Linked DNA regions of Homo sapiens: region 1 is linked to region 2. The links are chromatin loops, found by intact Hi-C in ENCODE. Cell type or tissue: GM12878. All regions are shown on one strand.

What was found. Hi-C counts contacts between places; a loop is a spot of excess contacts. Peaks named below come from ENCODE experiments on the same cell type or tissue, not always from the same donor. Only the 100,000 strongest peaks of a DNase experiment are listed, where the experiment ranks them.
Region 1: it touches region 2 in a loop (2.1-fold over the local background); 2 of 110 quality-filtered maps call a loop at or near these places.

What each region holds. Positions count from the first base shown.
Region 1 is chr6:10,146,153-10,148,652 of GRCh38, reverse strand. It overlaps the pseudogene OFCC1. Among named protein-coding and RNA genes, the nearest start is that of TFAP2A-AS2, 260 kb to the left of the region's middle. In GM12878, no CTCF peak of the experiment used is centred here; a DNase peak (open chromatin) is centred at 1,492; H3K4me3 peaks cover 583 bases.
Region 2 is chr6:10,428,882-10,431,381 of GRCh38, reverse strand. It overlaps LINC00518 (long intergenic non-protein coding RNA 518), which reads left to right. Exons shown (of 3, transcript NR_027793.1): 3 at 1,069-2,500. Among named protein-coding and RNA genes, the nearest start is that of MIR5689HG, 4.2 kb to the left of the region's middle. In GM12878, a CTCF peak has its summit at 1,555 (motif pointing right); a DNase peak (open chromatin) is centred at 1,581; H3K4me3 peaks cover 246 bases.

The sequences.
Region 1 (2,500 bases), 280 kb after region 2:
ATATGATTAGGTTGGTAGTGGTATGAAGATGATGGACTGGTGCTCCATGTCTTTCCCAACATTTGTCTGGTATGCATTCCTGTACATTTCCCAGAATTCCTTTTGTCTGAGGTTCTGAGTATAATTTAGTTTCCAAAAAGTAGATGAATTAGATGCACTCATGAATGATTTGGAAGGTGGAAGGGAGGCAGAGACTGTAGCTGCTTGATTTTCTTAGTAAGCAGAAACAGGTAGGAACTTGGTTTTTCTGCTATGACACCAGTGGACGTCTCAACAGCCGTTGAACTGTGGAGTTGGAGTGTGGAGAGGGGACCTGTTTTGCTGGTACAGATTATAGCAGCCTTCTTGATTGGGATGATGTTGGTAAGGTTCAGGAGGTGGCAGCTTTCCTATTTGGCAAGCAGCTTCCAAATGACAAAAGAAGCTCCGTGGGTGGCTGAATTTTGTGACTTTGGGAGCCATTCTTGAAATCTAACCTAGAGGCTCTTTCCTCAGCCTTCCTAACAGTCCAATAACCCATTTCAAACTTGTAATAAACTAGCTTCAGCTAAACTAGCTAGAGTGGATTTTGTTCTTTGCAACATAAATCTGACAAATATCATTGCATATAATGTTTAAAAAACATATTTAGACAGAAATATTCTCCAGTCTTGGAAGATGATAAGAGGTGGGGATTTGTGTCAAATGAAATATATCATAGGGCAGTTTATTGATCTTTGCTAATTATTTAAAACCATAGTTAGATTTCTCAACGTACATTTCAAAGATGCAGAAAAAAAATCAATAACCAAGAAGCTTGACAATGAAAATGGCCTTTATGTTGGTTTCAGCAGTTCTGCTATTGTGGAGGGCTAAAAGAGCACTTTTTGTATCAGCCCTGTGAAAAGTCTGGCCATTGTTAGTAAATGCTGGCACAGAACAGCATTATTTGTTGTTTTAAATGTTCATCGAAGAAGTCAAGTATTTAGAACAGTAAGTTAAGGATGTGATCCAAGAAGCATTTCTGATGCTGGAAAATTAACAGCATCAGAAGCAGAAAAAGAACATTTGGGCAAGGGACTGTAGAGAAAAGCTCTGTTCCTCGCTGCCCAATCGATTTGAAAACAACATCCTCGAATAATGATTTTTCTTGCATCTTTGAAATGTATATTGAAAAAGCCAAGTTATGCTTTTGTTTAATTAGTAAAGACCAATAAACTGCTCTATGATGGAAGGTTCTTTCTGTTGCTTTCCTCCCGTCAAATAACACTTGGCTGGGTATAAATTCAAGGGTTTTGTTTATTTTTTTCTGTCTCAAAATTCTGTAAGCAATGTTCCACTGTGTTCCGGCATTTAGGGCTGAAGGCAATAAATCCAAAAACAAGCTTACTTTTATTCCATTGCAGAAGATAGTTCTGCCTTACATCCATTTAGAAAATGTAACTGAAAAACAAAACAAAACAAAACAAAACTGGTGCAGGCATTTGAGAAGACCGGCTGAGATGCATTGCATCCTGGGAGGTGTAGTCCTTGCAAAGTACAGTGCTTCCTGGGAAATGGAGTTTTTCATGTGCTCATAGTCTCAGAATGGGCTGTACTTTGGTGGAGGCTGGTGGGTGGCAGGGGCGAGTGGGAGGAGATGGGGGATGGAGGGGAGAATAAGATTCTATTTCTTACTGAAAAGATTTGTCTTTTTATGACAATGAAAAAAACCCAGAAAAATACCAACAGAAGGCTTATAAGAAAAATATTGCACAATTAGGGGAAAAGATCATTATCTTGAAGCCTCAGAGACAGATTATTACCTATTTCAGGCAACAAAAGAAAATTAGAAAATGTTTGGCATTCTCAATTGATACTATGGCTGGACCTTGGTTCTCAGGTAAGATTAGACAAAGGAGAGGTGATTTATCTCCCCACTACCTTTGCGGGGGGTGGGTGGGGCAGTGCTACACCTGATATGAAACATAGGCAAGTTAGTGGTTGTTTATTCTCAAAAGGATTCCACTATTCTTATAATGAGGCATTTTCTTCCAGCTTTTAGGAATCTGTTGTCCATTGAACTTAGATTTCAGTATTGTTATGGGCCGAATTGTGTCCCCCCAAAATTCATATGTTGAAGTCCTAACTCCCAGAACCTCAGAGTGTGACTGTGCGGATGCTCCCCAACTTATGATAGGGTTATGTCCTAACAAACCCATCGTAAGTTGAAAATATCATTAAATCAAAAATGCATTTAATACTCCTAATGCACCTAACTTACTGAACATCATAACTTAGCCTAGCTTACTTTAAACGTGCTCAGAATACTTATGGTAGCCTATAGTTGGACAAAAACATCATCCAGTCTATTTTATAATAAAGTGTTGACTGTCTCAAGTGATTTATTGAATACTGTACTAAAAGTGAAAAACCTTTCACTTTTTTCGGTTGTATGGGTACCCAAAGTACAGTTTCTACTGAATGGGTATTGCTTTTGCACCACAGTAAAATTTTAAGTTTTGACTATTGTAAATTGGGG
Region 2 (2,500 bases):
CAGCATGGGAATAGAGACTGTCATTTGAGAATCATTGCAGAAATGACAAAACCCTGAGAATGAAGAATGGGCCTGCAATAGTCCTGGCACTTTGCTCTTCCACCAAACTGAACTGTAGCTCAAAGGACAATGACTTCACGTCTGTCACTCTAAAGCCTGTTCTAAGATCACATCCCCTCTGGCTCTCCCTAGATACTTCTGATTATAGTTGGTAATCATGCCCATTAAATGTCTTTGGTTTCTTGGTACACAGAGAGAAGGTAAATAATGGGTTCATGATTTAGGTAAGAATACACAAATATTTTTCACACTATAAATCTGTTTTCTATTCAGTTAAATATTAGACCATCTGGTAATGGAGAAAATGTTTGAAAATCCACCTAGTTAACCTAAAAGTTTGCATTTCCTGCCTTTGGGGCTTTGAATTTTTAAGTTACATGTCTTCGTAGATGGTGATCAGGATAAAACTAATATCTCTCTTAGATGAATCAAAATTCACCCCCTTGGGCAAGGGAGGGACCCAGCCTTTCTTTAAACATGTGGTTGCCTGAGAGTTGAACAAAACTGGAATAGGGAGAGAATGGCTTTGCCATGCTGATCATGGTATTGTGGAGATTTAAGAACTAGTGGCCAGGCGAGGTGGCTCACGCCTGTAATCCCAGCATTGTGAGAGGCCAAGGCAGGTGGATCACTTGAGGCCAGGATTTCGAGACCAGCCCGGCCAACATGATGACCCTGTTTTTACTAAAAATACAAAAATTAGCCGAGTGTGGTGGTGTGTGCCTGTAGTCCCAACTGAGGCATGAGACTTGCTTCAACCCAGGAGGCGGGGGTTGCAGTGAGCCGAGATTGTGCCACTGCACTCCAGCCTGGGTGACAGAGTGAGACTCTGTCTCAAAAAAAAAAAAAAAAAAAACTAGTCAGAGCTGTTGAGGTGTTGAGGCACCTGCTACTGATACACACTATAAACGTGGAAGATGATTTTCATTTTTGTAGTCATGAGCAGGATACTGTATAATGTATAATTGTTGGACATTAAAGAAAACAAACTCCTTCTTGTCTCCTTAGGCTCAGAGCCACTCAGACATTGGGAAGCAAGTTTGTCAAGATGACAGAGAACCGAGGTAATGGATTCGAGTGATGAAACAGGAAGTTCATTCATGAGTTTTTGGCCACACCTCCAAAGTGACGACTTAGCCAGAAATGGGATAACTGGGTTTCCCTACTTCTCTTTTATCATCCTCAATGAGAGTGACCAAATATTAGAGCTAGATGGAACCTTAGTGAAAATCTGGCTACTCGTCCCGTCCCACCAGCCTGCCACCCATTTCAAGTTTGAAGAGACAAAGACACATGGACCTTATGTAATTACTGGGGATTACCCCAGGAGTCTGTGGCAAAAGTCAGCTTCTTCCCTCCCTGCTTCCCCGCCCTGTCTCTGGTACTTTCTACCAACACTGGGCTGTTTCTGTGATCACACTTAAGCGTACCTAACCTGCGAATGCTGTATAGAAGGTGCTAATGAACATGATTTAGCTTTAACACTCAGTTTTCTAAAGGGACACGTGGGGGCAGCAAATGTTTAGGCAAAAACAATTCCAGTTCTAGCCTCTACTGTCTACATATGTGTATACATTTGGGAAACGTTTGGGAAAGGGATATTTGAGAGCTTCTTTTTCTTTTTTGTGGTTTAGTTATTTGATGATATTGAGATTGTTTCTGAGCCATGTGCTTCAACATCGGATTGGGGATTTCAGAAAAAGTTTTAGTCACTGTGATTCCATTTAGCTTCCAAATGTGTCTCTGCTAAGAGACTTAAAAGCACTCATAAATAGCACGTGTGTCTTCTTTGCAGTGTTTGCTAATTTTGAGTCACATCTTTTTAGAAAATCATGAGATTTGGTGTCACAGAGACTGGAATAAATATAGTCAAACTTATTGGTGAAGATTTCCTTTAGCTGTTTTCATAATCCATTTCCATTGTTATGATTATTGATGAATAAAACATTTTCTTTAGGTAGATACTTCTTTTTTCCCCCCACCTTGATTTAATGTTTCCACTCTTATTGTCAAGTTTCTTATTACTCCCTAATAACTCTCAATAAAATAATGATTCCTGGGAGATTATTCCTGCTTTCCTACTATCACCTGTTGATTTGAAAAGACAGAACAATACCGTAGAAGCTTCACTAATACATTGAAAGATAAAATGATAATACTAAATACTAAAATATGAAAAGTGATACTAAAAGTGGAGTCCTGGCACTAGTATTTTTTTTTTTGAGTCTTTAAATTTTATTTATTTATTTTTGAATTTTTTAAAATTATATGTTATGTTCTGGGATACATGTGCAGAACGTGCAGGTTTGTTACATAGGTATACAGGTCTGGCACTAGTATTTTGTTGCCACAAAATATCAAGCATGTATCCAAACTGCTCAAGACACATTAAAGACACAGGTAATCTGTAGGCATATTCAGGCTTGTAGTTTGCATTTTT